Regions from separate parts of the Homo sapiens genome. Here region 2 is linked to region 1. Evidence: chromatin contacts called from ENCODE Hi-C or POLR2A ChIA-PET data. All regions are on one chromosome and are shown on one strand. Each heading gives the region's core, a stretch centred on a gene start or an enhancer-like site at or near the end of the contact. The rest is flanking DNA. Distances are from core to core; before and after follow the strand shown.

Region 1 (5,705 bases), core at 2,816-5,315:
TCACTTGTGTGCTGGGCACCCTGCATGGACACGGGATAAAACCCAGAGATCCCCACAAGGCTCAAGCTGCATCCTCAGCTTCCCCAGCACCAGCCCAGACTGCTGGGGCAGGACCAGGTGACATTTAGCCTCCTCCCCAGGAACTGTTCAAGAAGGTGGTGCCCTACCACTGCCTGGGCTCCATCTGGTCCCAGCGGGACAAGAAGGGCAAGGAGCACCTGGCGCCCACCATCCGCGCCACTGTCACCCAGTTCAACAGTGTGGCCAACTGTGTCATCACCACCTGCCTCGGGAACCGAAGCACGAAAGCCCCAGACAGGGCCAGGGTGGTGGAGCACTGGATCGAGGTGGCCAGGGTATGCCAGAGGAGGGGCCTGGGCCCCCACTTTGGCTTCATCTGTTCTCAGGTTGTGGTCTGCAGTCCAAGGCCCTGTACAGGCCCCAGTCTACCCTTCCCAGGGGCATGCTGGCCTTGACTCTCCCAGCCCACTGCCTGGATGCTCACGTCTTCCTTACACTCTTTCCTTGGGTTGAGCTAAAATCCTCCTGTCACCCCCGGGTCGCAGGCGTGCCCTCTGGGGACTCCCTGGGTGTCTGTCTCATTAGGAGGGGAGGCTTGGCCAAGGGGGACTGAGGCCAGGCAAGCTGGGAGCTCCAGCCCCACCTCATGCCTCCTGCTCTTCCCGCCCCAGGAGTGCCGGATCCTCAAGAACTTCTCGTCACTGTATGCCATCCTCTCTGCCCTGCAGAGCAACTCCATCCACCGTCTGAAGAAGACGTGGGAAGACGTTTCCAGGTGGGCATGCCTCTGTAGGAGCTCCTGGTGCACCAGGGACCTCCCACAGGGCTGGCATCACCCCCTTAGTGAGCCCATGGGAGGCCACAAACCCTGAGGGCAGGGACCCTTCACTGACCTGAGTTGGCAGCAGCTCTGCCTCAGAGCTCGGCTTCCTAAGCTGTCAGATGGTGGGTTGAGCCACATCAGAGATTTTCAGGTATTCGTGTTGTAGCCACAGAACCCTCATCCAATTGAAATCAAAACCTTTGTGCCAGGCGCAATGGCTAACGCCTGTAATCCCAGCTACTTGGGAGGCTGAGGCAGGAGAATTTCTTGGACCCAGGAGGTAGAGGTTGCAATGAGTCGACATCTGGCCACTGCACTCCAGCCTGGGTGACTGAAACTGTCTCCAAAAAAAGAAAAAAACCCCTTTGGAAATAGCTGCTCAGTGGAAACGGGAATGGGGTCCTGTTGCACCAACATGAAGGCCCCCTCCCCAGACCTGCAGAGCGTTAGTGCTCTGGGGTACCCTGTGTGCTGCGTTCAGGCAGTCTGGGGTCTTTCAGCTCTAAAATAAAACGGATTTGCACTCACACCCCTCCCTACCATTCCCAGCTTTCTCTTTCCTTCTTTGCCCTTCTGACAGGGACAGTTTCCGGATCTTTCAGAAGCTGTCAGAGATCTTCTCAGATGAGAACAACTACTCATTGAGCCGGGAGCTGCTCATCAAGGTGGAGTGGCGGCAGGCTGGGGCGGGGGCTGGGGCGGGGGCTGGGGCGGGGGCTGGGGCGGGGGCTGGGGCTGGGGCGGGGGCTGGGGCGGGGGCTGGGGCGGGGGCTGGGGCGGCGGGCGGTGGCATTCGCTTCTTGCTGGGAAAGTTCCTTTCCCGTGTGCGTGAAGGGGGAAGAGGGATCTGTTTGGCCCCTGGGTGTTTGAGGGACAGGGCCCCAGTTAATTGGACACAGTAAGGGTAGCAGTGGAGGTTCCAGGAGGAGTAGATGGGCATCAGGACCAGCAGGCCTCTGGCTTCCTCGCCGGTCCCTCCTGCTGGGTGGGAAGGGGATGCGGCTCCTGCCCCCACACCGGCCCAGTCTGTCCCCGGGAGGCCAGGCTCCTGACGCTACCTCTGTCTGCTCTACACACCCAAGGAGAGGGCAGCCTGCCTACCCCAGGGACAGGAGCTGCAGGGGATGCCAGGGGCCAGGTGGCCAGACCTGGGAGGCAGATTTGGAGGCCCCATGTGGCTTCCCTACCCTGCCCCGAGAAGAGACACTGACCAGAGAACCCTGTAGAATTCTTCCCATGGCACCCCATTAGCTGTGGCGGATACCCCAGATGACTGAGGAGAACTTTCAGTGACTAATGGATTCACGAGGCCTCAGAGGGAGTCAAGTGTCACTGCCTGGTGCCCCTGGCATACCCGGTCAGTGAAATGGCATCTAGGGCCCCCCTCCTGCGTGGACACACACAGAGTTCCCTACAGGGGAGCATCGCAGGGGGCTCCTGGGACACCTGTCCCTCTCCCTCCGTGGCACAGCTCCACTGGGGGCCCTGGCATGCACGAGAAGCCCAGAGGACGGTACCCTGATCAGTGACCAAACGGGTAAAGGCAGATGGGGCAGAGCCTCTGGCTAGGACAGAAGAGCCTGTTCTGAGTCCCTGGGGGGCCCAGGGCAAGTCACTGCCCATCTCAGGGCCATAGTTTCCTCATCTAGAAAATGGAGGAATGCCAGCCCTGGGGTGCTGACCTTATGGAAGGTTCAAGGGAGAAAGGAGTGTGCAGCCATAACAGGACTGTAGCGCAGAGTCTCTGAGGCCCTGCGAGGCAGGTGGAGTTTTTTTATTTGTTTAGAGAAGGAGTCTCGCTCTGTCTCCCAGGCTGGAGTGCAATGGCGTGATCTCGGCTCACTGCAATCCCCACCTCCTGGGTTCAAGGGATTCTCCTGCCTCAGCTTCCCAAGTAGCTGGGATTATAGGTGTGCACCACCAACCCAGGTAATTTTTGTATTTTTTAGTAGAGATGGGGTTTCACTGTGTTGGCCAGGCTGGTCTTAAACTCCTGACCTCAAGTGATCCACCTGCCTTGGCCTTCCAAAATGCTGGGATTACAGGCGTGAGCCACCGCACCATGCAGCAGGCGGAGTTCTCATCCGCACTTTCCAGAGGGGGAGGCAGGCTCAGGAAGGCCAGGCCACCGGCCCAGGACCCCACACTAGTGAGTATTGATACAGGGTCAGCCCTGGAACCCGACCACACTGGCAGCACCCCAGGTCAGGGTGCCTGAGGGCTGAGGGGATAGGGCCTTGCTGACCCTGTCCTCTACCCTGGCAGGAGGGCACCTCCAAGTTTGCCACCCTGGAGATGAACCCCAAGAGAGCCCAGAAACGGCCGAAGGAGACGGTGAGAGTGCCCAAGGCCGCGGAGGGGCAGGGGGCTGGCCTGGGGGTAGGGAGGAGGGCCCTTTCCTCTCTAGCCACGGTGCCTATGGGCCCCATTAGAGGTAGCCTCCTCTGGACCCTAGCAGAGCCACACCTGGATCAGCTGGTATCTGGGAAGACCAGCTGCAGCCACGAAAGGACAGGCCTGGCAGAGCCGGCTCAGGCGGGTGTGGGGCTGGGGAGGGCCAGGGGCCACACGACTTGGGAACCTGGCATTTCCCAGATGCCAGCCAGGGAGATGGCTAGAGGGAGTCTGGGGTCCAGGGAGACAGTGGGCCCCAGGAGGCCCCCAGAGGTCCCCCAGCTGTTCCAAGTGAGACCAGTTGGGGCTGGGGGCTGAGAAAGCCTTCAGGGGAGGGGCCTTGCTCATCCTCCTACCCCAATGTCACAGGGCATCATCCAGGGCACCGTTCCCTACCTGGGCACGTTCCTCACCGACCTGGTGATGCTGGACACTGCCATGAAGGACTATCTGTATGTGAGTGTGCCGGGCGGGGCTGGAGTAGGGCCCGGGAGGAGAGACCTTCCCTGAGCCCTGGGGGCTGGGCTGCCACACCTGTCCCAGCAATGAGTAAACAGCTCAGTGCCCTGCTGGTGACACCCCAGGGCTGCCCAAACACAGAGCTGCAGCAGGGTTTGGCTGAGTGGGACACAGCCCATCCCTCAGGCAGTGACCCTGAGCACAGAGGGAAGCCAGGCCCTCAGCGGTCAGGCGGCACGTGGTGGCTGAGCAGGGCCTTCTCACCCAAGGCCTCAGTCCATTGTCCTCCGAGAGTGCTGGACAAGAAGTCCCCAAGCCTCTGCCCGCATGTCCCCTTGCCCTGGTGCCCAGCACCGGCTTCAATCCAGGGGTGTGCGTGCCCTGCCCCCTGGTGGGCACTCTTGATAGTGCAGCATGAGGTGGGGAGACTGTAATGGTCAAGGGGTCACTTTCTGACGGCCATTGGGTGTCCACCTTCCAGGGCAGACTCATCAACTTTGAGAAGAGGAGGAAGGTAAGCAGCTGCAGGCAGCCCTGACTTGGGGAGGGGTGGAAAACAGACCCACCAGGGTAGGACATTTCAACTCCTACCCTCTCCTTAGATTCATGGGACATGGGACATTTGGACACAGAGAGAAGGGGGTCCCCTCCCACTGGAGGGTGAGGGTAGGAGGTTATAATCCAGGACCACCTCCTGGGGAGTGGCTGAGCCCAACTTTGAGAACAGGAAGGCCTGGATGGGAGTAGAGGGGAGGAAGGGACCCCAAGAACAAAGACCCAGAGACTGGCCCCTGTGCTGCCCGGGGGGCCTTGTCACCGCCCTGTGCTTCCCTCTGGCCCCAGGAGTTCGAGGTGATCGCCCAGATCAAGCTGCTGCAGTCGGCCTGCAACAACTACAGCATCGCGCCAGATGAGCAATTTGGGGCCTGGTTCCGGGCCGTGGAGCGGCTCAGCGAGACTGAGAGGTGAGGCCGGGGCAGCAAATGGGGACAGTGGGGGCAGGCTGTCCTAGGGGGCCAGCTCCAGAGGGCCAGCAGCTATGACCCATGGTCAGCCTCAGCCCCTGTTGCCTGAGGATGGCCGGGGCACCCCGACTCCAGCTTCTGGGCAGGTGCTGGGGGAAGGCCGGAGCATGGCCCCTGGTTGTCACACCACTGCCCCTCTGCTCATAGCTACAACCTGTCGTGCGAGCTGGAGCCCCCATCCGAGTCAGCCAGCAACACCCTCAGGACCAAGAAGAACACAGCCATTGTCAAGCGCTGGAGCGAGTAAGGGCCTGGCCAAGGGTGGTAGGGGCAGCTGCCTTGGGGCTCAGAAGCTTCAGGGCTGAGCCTGGGCTCAGGGAGTCAGGGAGGCTGGCCCTGGAATCCTACCCTGCTGCTGACTGGCCCTGAGACTGGGATGAGTCCCCTCACCTTTTTGGGCCTCAGTTTCCTCCTCTGTGAAATGGGGTGATACTAAATGCTCTCCCAGATGGCTGTGGTGAATGGAGTACTGGCAACTGTCCCAGCACTTTGCACAGTCCTTGGGCGCAGGGTGCAGGGGCTGTGGGGTTGGGATGTGTCCTTGGGGAGCCCCCTTAACTAAGCCAACTCTTCACCCAGCCGCCAGGCCCCCAGCACTGAGCTCAGTACCAGTGGCAGCTCCCACTCCAAGTCCTGTGACCAGCTCAGGTGTGGCCCCTACCTCAGCAGCGGGGACATCGCTGACGCGCTCAGCGTGCACTCGGCCGGCTCCTCTAGCTCCGACGTGGAGGAGATCAACATCAGCTTCGTCCCGGAGTCTCCTGATGGCCAGGAAAAGAAGGTGACTGCCTGCCCTTCTCCCCAATATCCTTTCCCATCTCCCCACTCCAAATCCATGCATGGGGCCAGGAAGCCCTGGATCCTGAACACAGCTTCTAGAAGGTTCCCCATCTGGCAGCTGGCCTGGGGTGCCCCCACAGGGCAGTGGGATCTGCTGATCTTACCGTCTCCCTCAGTTCTGGGAATCAGCCTCACAGTCATCC
Region 2 (5,705 bases), core at 1,391-3,890, 240 kb before region 1:
CATCATTGGCAAAAGTTCAGATAAATATATTTCTTAAACTAAAAGATTGGCCTTTAAGGCAAAAGGAAACAACTGTGAGGCATGGATTAAATGAACTGGGGGGAAGTTTGGGGCCAGGCTGTGTACTTACGAGTTCACCTGTGTGAAGGCGACAGTGGTGCAGGTCTTCCTGTGGACTAGACGTCCCAGTCTTGCCTTTCCCTTGATAATGCAGTAAGGGACCCCCATTTTACGACACAGGGCAGGCAAGAAGACAACCAGCTGGAAGAAAGCATTAGCTGAAGACTGTATTTTGACCAAAAGCAGCAAATTTCAGTTAGCTTGTAACAATTGCTCAGGGTTAAAAAGCTCATGGATTCGCACTTCAAGGTTGAATTCAGTGAGAGATTCACATCATTGCAAGAGCCACGCATGTGTTGGATCTGTGTCAGTACTGCCCTCACCCACTTCGGTCCCATCACTGACTTGGCATTAGGTCTACTCTCTCTTCCTGGTACTGCCAGAAGCCCTTGGGTTAGCAGTCAACAGGCAAACGCACCTCGATGGGATCCACGTCGTGTGCAATCACCACCAGCTGAGCTTTCTTGTTCTCCACCAAGGTGGTGACGGTGTTAACTCCTAGAACACACAACCACTTTGTGAGCACTCACAGGGCCTGCTCTAGTCACAAGAAGCTGCTGGGCTCAGCTGCTGACTCAGTGTTAAAAAGCTCGGTTTTACTCTTCACAGTAATTTCAGGCCAAGAAATTTTACATCACTGCAACAGCCCGCCCCCAGTGTTCACCCTAAGGTGGGGCCTACTCACCTGCTCGAAGGACAGGTGGTCTCTTCGTTGGGACGTCCCCTTTGCCAGCAGCCTTCTTCTCGGCCCGGGCCAACAGTCTCTGCTTCTTCTCTTGCTTTGTCTCTGGTCTGTACTTGTGGGCCAGCTTAAGCAGCTGAGTAGCTGGAAAAACACTCTTCAGTTTAGGCTTGGAGTCAAGGTTCTAATCCTTGTCACTTAACACTTAATAACAAATGCTGGACTGCGGTCCTGCTATATGACTATAATTTAATGACAACTGCAGTTCAAGAAGCCTAAGACCATCCCCCTCATGTTCTGGATGAAATAAGGAATCCTTGCCTGAGAAACTCCTTTCCACGCCACAGAACCTCACCTGTTTGGCGGTCCAGGGCCTGGGTGAACTGGTTAATCGCAGGAGGCACTTTCAGCCGCTTATAGAGGATGGCTCTCTGCCGCTGCAACCTGATATAGCGGGGCCATTTCACAAAGCGGGTGAGGTCTCTTTTGGGCTGGATGTCCTGTCCTGAGAAGTAAAGGGTGACACCGAGTGAGGCTCAAATTCCATGTCAAGTTCATGTCTGGGGCCACTAGGAAGGGTGTTGGTGCATCAGCGATCTTGGTGGTTTAAAATGTCATCACCATCTCTCAGATAGCAAATATTCTTTTACATCATCTGCACACAAACACCTGAGAACAAAGAGCACGATGCTTTTCCTCATCTAACAAGAAGCCAAGGTGCCACGAAGTACAGCAGAATTGCAGTCCTAGTACCTCGCTGCGACACTGCTACTGTACTTGTTTCCAGATGGCTAAGCTGAATTCAAGGCCACTACCATATTGAGCTGAATGCTCGCTCAGCAACTCCCAATGAAAGCAAGAAGCATGTATCATTGCCCCCGTCTCTAAGAGACACAAATTAAGGACTGCGACCACTTTACACCCACTAAAACCTACAAGATACAACACAACCCAATTACCACCTTCCCTTGAGAAAAACATAGACCGTTTTCATTCTGCCGTTTGTTACTTACCAATGCCAAAATTCTTAGGCCTTTTCTCAAACAGGGGATTCACCACTTTCTTAGCCTCCTGCTTCTTCACGACAGCTGGGGCCGGAGCCACCTTCTTTCCCTTGGCCTTCTTTCCTTTCGGCTGGGCAGAAAGAAAACGTCAGTTAAACCGCCGCCTCCACTCGCTTCGTCGGGGGTAGGGCTCAGGCTGGCTCCTCCAAAACAAGGGACGCTGACAGCACCTGCCTGAACTAAGCTGGCGAGCAGCTTTCTGCAACCCCCCAGCACCACCCCTCGACAGGAGCATCTCACATTCAGCCGCACAAGCATGCAGCCCCGGGAACCCCGAGTGGCCAGAGCAAGGCTAAGCCCGAGACCACGCTCTCTTCGCGTCGCCCACCCAGGAGACACCCCGGACTCATGACTCCTCTGAGTCGCGGCCCCACAGGCTCTAGAAGCAACAGGGGCGGGCTCAGAACTCGTCGCTCACAAGGCCTCTGGAGCGGCCCCCAGCAAGCCCGAGAGACGCTAGGGCTCCGAGCCCCGCACTGCGGTGCTCCAGGCCTGCGACACCCAGCCCTGCGACACCGGGAACAACGCATTCCGCTCTCGGCCGCCCGGGGCTCTAGTCCATCTCAATGTCTCCGTGCCACACCAAGTGGGGCTCTAATCCACCTCGGTGTCTCCGTGCCACACCGAGTGGGGCTCTCCTAGCGCCAGGAGGAGCAGGAGGCCCTCCGAGGCCGCGCCTGGAGGAGGATGGCAGCGGATACAGCCGGAACCTGGCTATAGTGCCACGGAACTACAGCTCACTCACCATCTTGGGCGGCGGGAGGAGAGAGAAAGGAAAGGGAATTGTGGGTAATATGTATGCGGCCTCGGAGATCGCGAGAGTTGATACCGGCACGGGATTTCGGATTTAAAGCAACAGCATTCCTATAAAGCTAAAAATCGAGGCGGGGCCGAGAGGCTGCGGCGGCTGACTAGGTTTTCGGACCGCGGCGCGGCGGGGAAGAGAGACTGCGGCGGGAGGGCCAGGCCGTGGGAGAGACGCGGGAAAGTGCGGGTCGCAGAGGCACTTGACCACCCCGCCCTAGGCCGACCCGGCGGACGCGGCGTCTGGTGTGCGGGCGCTGGGGCGGGTATGAGGGTGTGGTGGGGGGTGGGGATGGAGGGGGGGTGGGTGTGTGGGCGGGAGTGGGGGTGGGTGGGTGCGTAGGCGCTGGGGTCGGAGATCCCCTTTCCTGCGTGTGACTTATTTCCCACACCCCGCCAAAAATGGGCACAAACAATGCGAGTGCGTCCAGGAGTCCGCTCGGTCGTGCGCCAGACTCCGAACCTAGGGGGCCCCGGGCCCTCCCTGAGCACCGCGCGCAAAGGCCCGGCCCCAGGGCCAGGCAACTCCAGCGCCGAGGCCGTCCAGTGCGGCTGGAGGGCAGAGGCCGAGAGGCGCGGCGCGGAACTTGAGCCCCTTGTCCCGGCGCACCGGGGAACCATGAGGGATGTTAAGCGAGGGAGTGGAATTACCCCCCTTTTTTTTTTCTTTTGGAGACGTAGTCTCCCCCTGTCGCCCAGGCTGGAGTGCAGTGGCGCGATCTCGGCTCACTGCGACCTGTGCTTCCCGGGTTCAAGCGATTCTCCTGCCTCAGCCTCCCGAGTAGCTGGGATTACAGGCGCCTGCCATCACGCCCGGCTAATTTTTGTATTTTTAGTAGAGTTGGGGTTTCACCATGTTGGTCAGGCTAGTCTCAAACTCCTGACCTCAGGTGATCCCTGCCTCGGCCTCCCAAAGTGCTGGGATTACAGGCGTGAGCCACCGCGCCCGGTTGGAATGACCACTTTTTAGGACCTCTTCCCTGCCGCGCAGAGACTGGAGGGAGCGGGGCCCGCAGTGCAGGGATGAGGTCTGGAGCGGGGCAGCCTGAGTGGGAGTGGAAGGAAAGCGTGGATGTAGGCGGTGCAGAGGGGTCGAATTGGAAGGACTCTTCGGATGGGAGGGCGTGGCGAAGGTGGCGGCGGGCTAAGAAGTTAAGCCAAGGGCTGGGGACGGGGAGCTGGTGTTGAGTTTGCAGGGCTCCCTGGGACACGCTGTGGGCCTGGACGTGAAGTCTGGACTGGAGCCCTGGACAGGGCTTGGAGGGCTGGCCAGGAGTTCCAGGATGAGCTTGCTCTGGCAAAGGCGGGGCCAGTCCTGGCACCCCCTGCGGTGTCTGCTGATGGAATGAGTTCATCTGTGTTTCAGTGATTGACTTTATTTGGCAGAAAGGGAATCCCCAGAAATCTGCGTGTTCTGCTAAGGTTGGGGCATAGAGGGTGGCTGGGGTAGACTCTGCCTGCACTCAGAGGTCTGTGCTGCACTCTAGGTCCCAGGTCTCCCCGCTGCGCTGCTTGAGGCTCGGCCATGGCCCAGCAGAGAGCCCTGCCCCAGAGCAAGGAGACGCTGCTGCAGTCCTACAACAAGCGGCTGAAGGACGACATTAAGTCCATCATGGACAACTTCACCGAGATCATCAAGACCGCCAAGGTGGGGGTGGGGTGGCCCACCAAGGGGAGCAGAGTCTGAGAAGGGGTGGAGACAGGAGAGGCCAGGGGCTGAGCAGCGCGAGTGAATAGTGTTCTAGGCAGGAAGCACCCAGTGCACAGGGAGCTGGTCAGTAGATAAGCAAACCAAATAATGGCACGTCCAGCCCTTACTAACAGTATGGATTTGGATGGAGATTTCACTTTTTAGTGCCTCAGTTTCTCCTGCATGGTGGGGTCCTTGTGATGACTGGTGAGTTTATCTGTGTAAAACAGTTACCTCGGGGCCTGGCACACAGCCAATGAGCAGGAGAAAAGCAGACTGAGGGGAGAAGTGGGGGGGGGCCTCCAGGCAGGTGGAGCGGTCAGCACTGGGGCCTGCAAGCCTGCTGACCACTGCAGCTACAGCTGCATCAGATTGGGCTGGATCCCTCCTGGCTGCTGCAGACCTGGCAGGCTCCATAAGCGATGATGATGAGGATGGAAGCTAGCATGTACTTAGTGCTTGCCATGTATCAAGCCACGTTGTGAGGTTATCTGTGCCTGTTCTGCTGAATCTTCATGAGGACTCTGTGAGGTGGGCACTGTTGTCCTCTTCATTTCAGGAGGAAACCCAGGCCCAGGAGACTTAGTGACTTGCCCAAGGTCACTCAGCTCACAACTGGCTGAGCCAGGATTTGAACCCACGAAGTCTGGGTCTTAACCACTGAGGGTACCTGACACCCACCCCGAACTGAGCCTTTGCAAGGCCTGCCGGGAAGCCCCATCCAGCCTCGCTTGGCCACCTATACACCAGGGGTGGCAGGCCAGGCTTCTGTGAAACTGGCATGGGTTAATGGTGGTCAAGTGCATGACACAGCCTGGCACCTGGGAAGTGATCAGGAAATGGTCGCGAAAAAAAACTTAAATCATCCCTTCACTCATCCAACAGTTTACCAAATGCCAAGCAAGTGACAACGGTTCCTACCAAACAGGGCTCCCACAGCCCAAAAAGACCGGGCCAAGATAAGCCCCCATCCCTGCACCTAGTACAGCAAGCAGCGTGGGTTGCCTCTATTTGTCTTGAGCAAAGGTGCATGTTGTCTCCCATGGCCAGAACAAGAGAGGGTGGAATTGAACCTTGTCAGAGGTCTGGCTGACAGCGCTTAGGTCTGTAGATGGCACCACAGACAGGTTGTGGCCAGTGTGGACATCCTGGGTAGATGACAGTTACCGTAAGCTGGGCTGGGCCGGGCCAGGGGTGGGGATGCCTTGGCTGGGTTGATTTCTAGGTTTTCTTGTTTTCCCCCAGATTGAGGACGAGACGCAGGTGTCACGGGCCACTCAGGGTGAACAGGACAATTACGAGATGCATGTGCGAGCCGCCAACATCGTGAGTGGCCAGGGTGGAG

The links. Hi-C counts contacts between places; a loop is a spot of excess contacts on that map. ChIA-PET counts read pairs that join two places held with the same protein, here RNA polymerase II (POLR2A). Pooled maps may share reads with other maps.
Region 2: a pooled map shows a loop between it and region 1 (2.3-fold over the local background). The contact joins the promoter of RPL7A here to the enhancer-like site in region 1. A Hi-C loop is called at or near these places in 2 of 168 maps with a recorded cell type or tissue (esophagus muscularis mucosa and naive thymus-derived CD4-positive, alpha-beta T cell), 3 of 37 single-sample maps with no recorded cell type and 9 of 50 pooled maps. POLR2A ChIA-PET finds 5 or more read pairs at or near these places in 5 of 52 experiments (A549, H1, HEK293T and 2 more).

What each region holds. Positions count from the first base shown.
Region 1 is chr9:133,101,736-133,107,440 of GRCh38, reverse strand. It overlaps RALGDS (ral guanine nucleotide dissociation stimulator), which reads left to right. Exons shown (of 18, transcript NM_006266.4): 7 at 141-356; 8 at 693-796; 9 at 1,425-1,509; 10 at 3,110-3,178; 11 at 3,608-3,694; 12 at 4,179-4,211; 13 at 4,541-4,662; 14 at 4,870-4,965; 15 at 5,302-5,503; 16 at 5,679-5,705. Among named protein-coding and RNA genes, the nearest start is that of RALGDS, 17 kb to the left of the region's middle. RefSeq lists an enhancer at 5,040-5,705. Within about 2 kb of position 4,065, at least 8 of the 41 ENCODE cell types and tissues checked have a DNase peak (open chromatin) inside an H3K27ac peak, as active enhancers do.
Region 2 is chr9:133,345,153-133,350,857 of GRCh38, reverse strand. It overlaps RPL7A (ribosomal protein L7a), which reads right to left and starts at 2,640. Exons shown (of 8, transcript NM_000972.3): 1 at 2,612-2,640; 2 at 1,816-1,936; 3 at 1,158-1,307; 4 at 806-946; 5 at 539-618; 6 at 131-261. The coding sequence starts at 2,614. MED22 (mediator complex subunit 22) reads left to right here and starts at 2,727. Exons shown (of 5, transcript NM_133640.5): 1 at 2,727-2,936; 2 at 4,158-4,318; 3 at 5,606-5,686. The coding sequence starts at 4,196. SNORD24 (small nucleolar RNA, C/D box 24) reads right to left here and starts at 1,462; the gene lies at 1,388-1,462. It overlaps SNORD36B (small nucleolar RNA, C/D box 36B), which reads right to left and starts at 764; the gene lies at 694-764. It also overlaps SNORD36A and SNORD36C. RefSeq lists enhancers at 2,219-2,688, 2,550-2,844, 4,149-4,650, 4,651-5,154.